2 separate regions of the Homo sapiens genome follow, and region 2 is linked to region 1. A link is a loop called in an ENCODE intact Hi-C map of the cell type or tissue named here. Cell type or tissue: CD4-positive, alpha-beta T cell. All regions are shown on one strand. Each heading gives the region's core, and the rest is flanking DNA. Links, peaks and the distances in the headings are about the cores only. Region 1 holds the start of TVP23C-CDRT4 (TVP23C-CDRT4 readthrough). Region 2 holds the start of TRIM16 (tripartite motif containing 16).

The links. Hi-C counts contacts between places; a loop is a spot of excess contacts. Peaks named below come from ENCODE experiments on the same cell type or tissue, not always from the same donor. Only the 100,000 strongest peaks of a DNase experiment are listed, where the experiment ranks them.
Region 2: it touches region 1 in a loop (4-fold over the local background); 1 of 110 quality-filtered maps calls a loop at or near these places.

The regions. Positions count from the first base shown.
Region 1 is chr17:15,560,288-15,565,662 of GRCh38, forward strand. TVP23C-CDRT4 (TVP23C-CDRT4 readthrough) reads right to left here and starts at 3,196. Exons shown (of 6, transcript NR_037924.2): 1 at 3,150-3,196. TVP23C (trans-golgi network vesicle protein 23 homolog C) reads right to left here and starts at 3,196. Exons shown (of 6, transcript NM_001135036.2): 1 at 3,150-3,196. The coding sequence starts at 3,161. It also overlaps a transcript of FBXW10B not described here. In CD4-positive, alpha-beta T cell, for the core only: no CTCF peak of the experiment used is centred there; DNase peaks (open chromatin) are centred at 3,204 and 3,494; H3K4me3 peaks cover 1,659 bases; H3K27ac peaks cover 269 bases.
Region 2 is chr17:15,680,894-15,686,268 of GRCh38, forward strand. TRIM16 (tripartite motif containing 16) reads right to left here and starts at 3,418. Exons shown (of 12, transcript NM_001348119.1): 1 at 3,303-3,418; 2 at 2,143-2,264; 3 at 1,961-2,058; 4 at 1-60. In CD4-positive, alpha-beta T cell, for the core only: no CTCF peak of the experiment used is centred there; a DNase peak (open chromatin) is centred at 3,408; H3K4me3 peaks cover 1,998 bases; H3K27ac peaks cover 267 bases.

The DNA of each region.
Region 1 (5,375 bases), core at 267-5,266:
TCTCTTGACCTCATGATCCACCCACCCTGGCCTCCCAAAGTGCTGGGATTACAGCCATGAGCCCTGCGCCCAGCCATGACCACTGTATTTTTAACAGGTCATCGGGGAACTCAGTAAGAGCAGTTCCAGTACAGTTGGGAGAGGGGAAGAGAGACTGACTAGAATGAATACAAGAGAGACTGGAAGAATTAAAAGACAAGTATATATGATACAAGTCTTTAAAGGAAAAAGAATGGAGTGACCAGTGAAAGAGCATGTGGTGTCAAGTTTGTTTTTTTTGTTTGTTTGTTTGTTTTGAGACGGAGTCGCCCAGGCTGGAGTGCAGTGGCACGATCTCGGCTCACTGCAAGCTCCGCCTCCCAGGTTTACGCCATTCTCCTGCCTCAGCTTCCCGAGTAGCTGGGACTACAGCTGCCCACCACCACCCCTGGCTAATTTGTTGTTTTTCAGTACAGACGGGGTTTCACCGTGTTAGCCAGGATGGTCTCGATCTCCTGACCTCGTGATCCACCCGCCTCGGCCTCCCAAAGTGCTGGGATTACAGGTGTGAGCCACCGCACCCGGCCAAGTTTTCATTTTTTAAGGTAAGAGAAATTAAAACACGTTTATATGTTGATGTGAGCAAACGTTTAAAAGGATTAAAAAACTGATGATGCAAGAAAGAGAATTACTAGAACAATGCCTTCCAGTAGGCAAGAGGAGATGGAAACCAGGACACAGTAGACAGGAAGACCTAAGAATGGAGCACTGACAGTCCAATTATCATAAAAGAATATGAGACCCTGAGTAAACATGCAAATAAATAGGCAGCTAGTGTGAAAATTGTCTTCCGACGGCTTCCATTTTCAGTGAAACAAGAAGCAACGTTACCAGCTGAGAGAGGATAAGAGAAGAAACGTTGAAGATTTGAGTTTTAATAGTTGCCTAAGGCGAGAGGGTGAAGGGGCTATGGAAATGTAGAATGACCGCCTGGCAGCACTAAGGGCTCGACTGAGGTTCACATCACAAACTTATCAAGTGGGAACAGTCGGCCGGGCCTGGCGGCTCACGCCTGTAATCCTAGCACTTTGGAAGGCCGAGGCGGGTGGATAACCTGAGGTCAGGAGCTCAAGACCAGCCTGGTTAATATGGTGAAACCCCATCTCTACTAAAAATACAAAAATTAGCCGGGCATGGTGGCGGGCGCCTGTAATCCCAGCTACTCTGGAGGGTGAGGCAGAAGAATCGCTTGAAGCCGGGAGACGGAGGTTGCAGTGAGCCGAGATCACACCATTGTACTCCAGCCTGGGCAACAAGAGTGAAACTCCGTCTCATAAATGAATGAATGAATGAATGAATGAATGAATAAATAAATAAATAAATAAATAAATAAATAAATAGTGGGAACAGTCAACATGGTTGTGTTTCTCCAGCCTCATCCGGCCTGGGCGCAGGTTCAAATGTCAGAAGCATGTGAACCTGAACAACTCCATCTTCAATAGGAGCTGGGTAAAATGAGGCTGAAACCTACTGGGCTGCATTCCCAGACAGGGCATTCTAAATCACAGGATGAGATGTGAGGTCGGCACAAAATACAGGTCATAAAGACCTTGCTGAAAAAACAGGTTGCAATAAAGGAGCCAACCAAAACCCACCAAGACCAAGATGGCCACGAGAGTGACCACTGGTCGTCCTCACTACTAGACTCCCAACAGCGCCATGCCAGTTTACAAATGCCATGGCAACATCAGGAAGTTACTCTCTATGATCTAAAAGGGGAGGAATGAATAATCCACCCCTTATTAACCATATCACTAAGAAATACCCATAAAAATGGGCCACCAGCAGCCCTCCAGGCTGCTCTATGGAGTAGCCATTCCTTTACTTTCTTAATAAACTTGCTTTCACTTTGCACTGTGGACTCACCCTGAATTCCTTCTTGCCTGATCCAAGACTTTTTTTGTTTTGTTTGAGACGGAGTCTCCCTCTGTAGCCAGGCTGGATGGAGTGCAGTGGCCCGCGGCTCACTGCAACCTCGGCCTCCCCAGTTCAAGCGATTCTCCTGCCTCAGCCTCCCGAGTAGCTGGGACTACAGGCGTGCATCATCACGCCCAACTAATTTTTGTATTTTTAGTAGAGACAGGGTTTCACCAAGTTGGCCAGGATGGTCTCGATCTCTTGACCTCATGATCCACCCACCTCGTCCTCCCAAAGTGCTGGGATTACAGGCCTGAGTCACCACGCCCGGCCAAGGACCCTCTTTTCGGGTCTGGATCGGGACACCTTTCCTGTAATACAGCTGAATTTAACCATTATTAGATTTTCTCCACTCAAGGCATCTCCTCATAAGCAGTCTTTCCTGACCATAAATCTTAGTTGTCCTATCCTCGGACACTTGTTATTTCATCACCCTGCCTTTGCAATTATCTGAAAATATCTTTGGTTATACAATTTATCGTGTCTCCCCACCCAACCCCCATCTCCTAGAACCCACTTCCCTAACCCGAAAATACGGGGCAAGAAACCTGTCTGTACTGGTCACAACCCTATCCCTGGGCCTACAACCGTGTCTGAGTCATAGTAATCCCTCAACAAATTTTGTGTGAACCGAAAGAAAAAAACACTTAAGACAATCTAAGTGACCATAAACAGTAGTTTTTTCTAAAAATATTATTAATCTTACGAGTCTCTGGTTGCCAACATGTGGACTACAATTAACTCTAAGAGCACAAAGGAGAGAATCACCAACAACATTAGTTTGGAAACAGCAATTTGAAAGCGAGGCTCTGGCGGTGTCGCCGATTCCTACAAGATAGCATCGCACCCCTGGGTGTCAGGAAGCTAAGAGGCCCGCAGGCCGCTCCTCCTCAACTCCACCCCGGCAATAAGGGTTGAGGAAAGAGAGACCCCCACTCGCGCTGGTTAACAATGGGCGTCCCCACAGCCGCAAGAAGTACTTGCTCTGCGCCGCACGGGTCACGCCTCCCCCAGCGGCCTCAGAACCCCCAGCAGCCCTCCTCAGACAACTACCCACAGCCCTCCACTCCCGGCCGCCCCGCTCCTCCTCGAGTTCGAGTAGCGGGCGCGGGGGACGCGGGCTCCAGTCCCACGGAACCTGCAGAGCCAGTCCCAGGAGCCGCCACCCTCCCAGCGCGCCCTCAGCCCCTCACCTGCTGCAACATGGCGGCCCTACGCCAGCCCTGCTTCCAGGAGCCACGTCAGCGCAGCAGCGTACGGGTCCGGGTCGGAACTGACGCGACCCGTCACCAAGGGCCAGCAGGGACCACTGTAAGAGCCTCAGTCCGGCCTCACCTCCGCTTTGAGGGAGCAAATCCAGGGGCGGGGCGAGCGGGGGCGGGGCGAGCGGGGGCGGGGCGAGCGGGGGCGGGGCGAGCGGGGGCGGGGCGAGCGGGGGCGGGGCGAGCGGGGGCGGGGCGAGCGGGGGCGGGGCGAGCAGCCCGGACACGGCGGAGGCGGAGCCTGGAGCAGGAGCGAAAGGGAAAGGCATTGGGGCCACAGTGGGCTCCAAGTGGAAAGCTTCATGGTCTGTTTTACGGAAGTATTTGCTGTCCACCCAATGCAAATTCTAAAGTCGTTCCCCCAGCGTCGCTGCCCCGAATGCAGGGGGGCGGGGTTTTATTGTATAATATAATTTTCTTTAAATATTTTACAAAGACTTACTCCTGTACAGTATTACTTTTGTACTTTAAATTGTAGAAGCAACTTTTTAAAATATGTTCTTGCAGAGAAGTAAAACGTTAAGAAAAACAAGGCAGGAGGACTCTAGAGTAACTAATGGACGGTATTATTATGGGAGGTATAAACTTAGACTCCAGGAGTTGAGACCTTGCGCCCTGGAGCTTAGGCGCCTGGGAACTCTATTGCCAATCATATCACCAACCTTTATGTACTTCTTTCGTCAGTTGTAAAGTGGGGGTGATAATGGTTTCCTTACAGTGTAAGTATCTAGTAAATGGGAGACGTTATACTTATTACAGTTTTAAGTCCAGCCGCTCATGCTGTGATCTTGCCTGAACAAAGGATGTGAAATTAAGGGGCGTTAAGTCATCTTTGAAGCGGTGATGATGACAATATCCTATCTGTCTGGCCGAGTCAGACTGCTGTTGGCATAGTGGTATTTGCACGTTTCCTTAATTGAAGGGATTCTATTAAAATCACAAATTTTATGTGGCTGTTTGCCAGTGCCATTTAAAACCTAATATTCTAATAATGAAAGGGGAAAAACACACACACGCGTTTCTCAAAGGCGAGACATTTCGGCAGCACAATTGCATTCGTGCCCTTGGAGATGAAAAGCTAACAAATTTGGGGCCTGTACGTCCAGCCTGCCCATGGCAGGTTTTCAGTGGTCCACTCAGTGCTGTGGAGTTTTGTGTTGTTTTTCGTAGTTTTTGGTTTTTTAAGGCATTGTGTTTGAATTCATTATCGTCTTTTAATTTTTAATAGCTAATTTTTAAAGCTAATTTTGTATTTTTAGTAGAAACGAGGTTTCACCACGATGGTCAGGCTGGTATCAAACTCCTGATGTCAGGTGAGCCACCTGCCTCAGTCTCCCAAAGTGCTGGGACTACAGGCGTGAGCCACCGCACCTGGTCAAGGCTTGAACTTTCTAATGGGCCATAGCTCTTGTAGTGGGCTGCACTCTTCTAAATTACCTGGTCCCTGCACCATAGTCCAAAGGTTTAAGCAGAAACCTCAATGCACTTGATGTTACTGGCCCTCTTTGTACAGAGGATAAATATGCTAATTCTCTTCCTTAGGAGTTAGCCCTGAGAAGGAAAAGCTCAATGTTGTCAGATGCAGCAGGTCAACCCCACTGAGGGCTTCCCCTTTTAAATTCTTCATGGGTTTCATCAGGCTTCTGTGCAAAAATACCAGAAAACTCCAATGCATGACCCTGATATAATCCCATAACTTCATTTGCCAGAAGAACTAATAGCACTAAATTGGTAGTGATGAATGGTATCTAATTTCCAGTGATCATCTCCCCATCCCCCATCAACGAAACTGGGCTTTCCTAATGCTCACTAAATTGTTTTCAGTGGGACTACAGATGCTAATCTCGCCCAACCTCCTTCTGTTTTCTTATTTTGATGATATCAAATATTTGGCTCAGGGGAAGATAATTGGGAGTTCCCACATTAATTACCAGGAAGAAACAGTCAAAAAAAAAAAAAAAGGCCAAATAGCAACATCCGCTTGGCTTTCTGTTTATTGTAAAACACTGTAATTTCCCAAGGCTGGTTTAGATAAATACATTTTGTCCAAGTTCAGGGGCCGCTGTTTTCCCTTGCTTCGTGAAATTATCAATAGGCAGGCCTTTGATCTTCCTGATCCATGCAGCTTTGCTGGCTTTTCCTGGATCAACCACTCCA
Region 2 (5,375 bases), core at 330-5,329, 120 kb after region 1:
CCATATTTTCCTTCTTAAGATACCCCTTTTGGGAAAGGGCAGGGTCCTCAGAGGGCAGAACTGGAAGGAAATTGACATAAAGGAACCTGGTTTATCTTTATGTATCTCAAACCTATGAATTTAGAAACAGCCACTTATGAGAAAATGTGCCTCTGACCTTGGCTGTCCATAGCTTGAAGGATTTTACAGACATCTATGTAATGAGACTTCAAAGATAATCTCAGAGGATAGAATGAACATAAACTCAGGGAAAGGTATGACCATTAACTGGGCTCAGGATCTGCGTGAGCCACTGCTCTGAAAACGAGGTTCCCTGGGACCAAAAAACCCTAAAACAAAACAAGAAGTGCAATGTTACAGTTGGAGAGGTGCTTAAAGACCTCCAGGCTCAACTCCTTTATTCGCAAATGGAGAAAGTGACCAATTTTGTAGAACAAGAAAAAGGGAGTCACAGCAGCAAAAGACAGCAGTGCCCACCCCAGCAGTCATGGTCACAGACACCTTTAGCCACCCCATCGTGAGTATTCCAGGCCCACGGTGAGTCTGTGGCCATCTCAGGCCTGTTAACACCACACACGCTCCACTAAATTGTATGTGTCGTATCATTCACCACTGCATCCTAAGCACTGAGCACGGTGTACTTGGCAGACAGCAGTCCCTAAGTATTGTGAATGAATTAATGAATGAGCCCTAAATTCCCTTGGTCTGAATTCTATGCCCAACAAGCAACCTTCTGCTCATAATTTACTTCTCCATTTTGATTTTTTTGCCTGTAGGGAGAGAACTGCTGATGCTATTACCTTTGAGCATTTCTTTGCGCTTATCTCTAGGTAGTAGGGTTACATGCTATTTATCTTATTCTACATATCATTCTATATTTTCCTAATATTTTACAGTTTATTATTTCTTCAATCCTCTCTCCACCCATCTCCAAAAAGCAGTACTTAAACCTCCTTGTGGATTTGTTTGGGGGAAGAAGTAGTTCTTTTAGGCCTCAGTTATTACCAAGTACAGGGTTTCACAATTTTGTAGAATTCATGCCTCCTGTAATCCTTTGTCATTGGAACTCTGGCTCTGGAGTCTGCCTGCCTACTGCCTTTACATCCTGGCACTGTGTAACCATAGCCAAGTTTCTTCTGGGCTTCATTTCCTAATTTTACAAAAGAGAATAATAATGGTACCTACGTTGCTACAATGTGTGTTAATGCACATAAACGGCCCAAACCAGTACCTGGTACAGAATAAGCACTCAGGAAAGGTCATTTAATCATCAGTTAATTATTATTCTCAATATTTTCTGCATATCAACATTAACCAAGACTTTATGGCGCTTTCTTTCTATACTTTGTTTTACGAGGAAAAAAAGGTATGATCAATATGTTTGGTCATACTCCCAAATCCCAACTTCCCCACAAGATGCCTGTCCCCTCCCTGTACTGGACACTGACAATCAGTCGGGGCTAAGGTAGAGTTAGGAACTCCTAAGTTCCAGGACTTCCAGAAATCAGAGGGCCTGAGGGCAGGATATTATAGGAAAGTCAAACAGACTAGAGATAGACTATGGAAGTCCCTTCTAATTTGGGGGATCCCTTTGTATCTCCTTAAGACAAAGCGCTTTTTAAGAGAAAACTGAAAGAGAACCAAGGAGCAGTCTCTAATTCTGCCAGAAATGAGCAGCAGGGCCATGGACCCTGGGGACGCAGGCCCCAGCTCTAGCCCTGAGCTCATAGAGGTTCAAGGGACTAGGGCTCTCCCATGTGCTATAATGCCAAATCAAATCATCAGCCTCTCCATACCTATTTCTTTCTTCTCTTCCAAGGAGTCCGACTTATCCCCCCTTATCCTTCAGAAAGGCAGGTGGTATAATGGAAAGAGTACGGAAGTAAGGTATCTTCTTTTTTCAGAGTTTCAAATTAAAAGGGAATATTAGTAAAATCACCACCATTCTTCGCACACTCACCACGCACCAGGTGCTTTCCATAAATCAGTATTCACAGATGAGGAAACTGTTAACTTGCCCAAGTTCTCTGTGCTGCCCACACACATTTTACAAGGTTGCTGTAAAGAAAAACTAAAATGAGGTTGTGTGTGCATACTGCAGATTCTTGGCTAATGGCAGGACCCTTTATTTCTATTTCTTACCTCTGTTCTGGAGTTTGCAGGTCCAATCCTCCATAATCATAGCCTTTGCTTCACTATTTGGGTGTAGCAACCTTTCCGTTCTCCACGTATCTTCCTGGAAATTGCCAGCATTCTACCAGAAACTGTGGTAAGAGGTTCTGGATTGAAGTTTTCCCCTTTTTCATTGTATTTCTTTTTTCATTCTCTGAGACTCTACTCAGAACGCAGAGTCTGACGCAGTATCTTTTGAGCTAAAGCTAAACTCAAGAACTTCGGCAGCCATTTAATCTTCAGGAAGCCCTGAACACAGGCAAGTCTCAGTACCTTTATACCACTAGGGCCCTGCAGAGTCAGACACTGGGAACATAGACAGTTACAGACAACAGTAAGGATACTGTGCCTGATGAATACAAAAGTGCAGGGTGGTGGAAAGTGCCCTGCTGGGAGTGCCTGGATTCTAATTTCCACTATGTGCTAGTTGGCTGGGTGACCTACAACAAGCTACTTTTCATTCTTGGGTGTTTCCTTCTTACGTGCAAATGGGCAGATGGATGCCTACTATTAATAAAAGCAACAACTGATTGATCCCTTACTTGGTGTCTGGCCCTGTGTCAACTGTTGCATGTCAAAATTCCATTTAATCCTCACAACCACCACTTAATAGTAGGTACAACAAACCTCAAATTACAGGTAAAGAACACGAGACACAGAGAGTAACCTGCCTACGCTCACATCAGAGCAATACCACTCTCTGAAAATGTGGATAAACAGATCTCTGATATCCATCCCCTCCTACGTTCACACTTCAGTCTATGAAACGGTTCCACCACACTGCAGGCTGCAGAGACATAAGGGACGCGTTGGTGCCTAACCTGGCCCTGGTACAGGAGCCTTGGGCGCTACCTGCCTCACTTTGCAACCAAATGCTCCAGGGTATGCGGGCCCTCAGCCGGTTTCCAAGCAAACGACCCAGAGGTGTCTCGGATAAGAAACACACATACACCCCACTCCCACACACACAAAACCCAAAGACACGCTCCAGGGGCAGAGGGGGCGCGTCAAGGTGGCCGAACCCTAGCTCCAGCAGAAGGAATTACAGTCAGATCAGCGGGCCCGGGGAGAGACCCAAAAGGGAGCAGCCGGGACCCCAAGTCTGACAATCCACTGCTGAACACACACACCCTGTCCAGCGTCTGCTCCTCCCCGGTCCAGACACAGAGAGGGTGTCTGCTCTGGGGGACAGGGAGGACACAGACTCGCCACGCGCGGAGATCCTCCAGAGAAAGGGGCCGGAAACGGAAGTGCGCGCCGAGGCTCCTGGGAAATGTAGTCCGGAGCGGCCCGGGCGACAGAGCGAGATTCTCTCTCAAAACAAAAACAAAACAGAAAAACTAAACAATGTTAAAAGTGAAGTTATAGAGCGGAAATTTTTTTTTCTTTGAGACCGAGTCTCGCTCTGTCGTCAGACTGGAGTGCAGTGGCGCGATCTCGGCTCACTGCAACCTCCGCCTCCCGGGTTCAAGCGATTCTCCTCCTCAGACTCCCGAGTAGCTGGGATTACAGGCGCCCGCCACCATGCCCAACTAATTTTTTTAATAATTTTAGTAGAGACCAGGGTTTCACCATATTGGCTAGGCTGACCTCGAACTCCTGACCTCAGGTGATCCACTCACCTTGGCCTCCCAAAGTGCTGGGATTACAGGCGTCAGCCACCACGCCTGGCCCAAAAATTGTTTCTTATGCTTGATCTAGTCTGTTGTTAGAGTCTTGATTGTATTTTTCATTTAATTCATTGGATTCTTCAGTTCTAAGTTTTCTGTGTGGTTCTTTTTTATATCTCTGTTAAATTCCTCATTCAAATTATGAATTTTCTTGATTTCATTGAATTGTGTAACTGTATGCTCTTGAATTCCACTGTTTCCTTAAGATTATTATTTTAAATTCTTTTTCTGGAACTTTGTATATTTTCTTTTTTTTTTTGAGACAGAGTCTCGTTCTGTCGCCCAGGCTGGAGTGCAGTGGCGCAATCATCTCTAGGCTTACTGCAAGCTCTGCCTCCCGGGTTCACGCCATTCTCCTGCCTCAGCCTCCTGAGTAGCTGGGACTACAGGCGCCCACCACCACACCCAGCTAATTTTTTTTTTTTTTTTTTGTATTTTTAGTAGAGACAGCATTTCACCGTGTTAGCCAGGATGGTCTTGATCTCCTGACCTCATGATCTGCCCGCCTCAGCCTCCCAAAGTGCCAGGATTACAGGCGTGAGCCACCGCGCCCAGCCAGAACTTTGTATTTTTTCTTATGATTGGCATCTGTTACTGGAAATTATTGTGTTCTTCTGGAGGTGTTGTGCTCCTTGCTTTTTCATGTTTCATGTGTTTCTACATCTTTCTTTCTTTCTTTCTTTCTTTCTTTCTTTCTTTCTTTCTTTCTTTCTTTTTCTTTCTTTTCTTTCTTTTTTTTGACAGAGTCTTGCTCTGTCAGCTGGAGTGCAGTGGTGAGATCTTGGCTCATGGCAACCTCTGCCTCCCGCGTTCAAGGGATTCTCCTGCCACAGCCTCCGGAATAGCTGAGATTACAGGCATGTGCTGCCATGCCAGGCTAATTTTTGTATTTTTAGTAGAGACAGGGTTTCACCATTTTGGCCAGGCTGGTCTGGAACTCCTGAATGAACTCAAGCTATCTGCCCATCTCAGCCTCCCAAAGTGCTGGGATTACAGGCGTGAGCCACCGCACCCAGCTCTACACTGATTTATACACATATGATGAAACAATCACTTCTTCCAATTTCATGGAGTAGGTTCTGTAGGGAAAGATTTATTCATATGGGTCTTGGGGTGTTGCTTCAATGGAGTGTGTTGGCTTTTGTTCTAGGTGGATACAGTAGTGTATTATCTATGTAAGTTTCTTCAGCAGTAATACATGCTAGTGATGGGCCGGGCGTGGTGGCTCACTCCTGTAATCCCAATCCTTTGGGAGGCTGAGGCAGGTGGATCATGAAGTCAGAAGTTCTAGATAAGCCTGGCCAAGATGGTGAAACCCCATCTCTATTAAAAATACAAAAATTAGCCAGGAGCGGTGGCAGGCACCTGTAATCCCAGCTACTTGGGAGGCTGAAGCAGGAGAATCGCTGGAACCCAGGAGGCAGAGGTTGCAGTGAGCCGAGATCATGCCACTGCACTCTAGCCTAGGTGACAGAGAAAGACTCGGTCTCAAAAAAAAAATGCTAGTGACATTTGTGAATGTCTCAGTGGCCT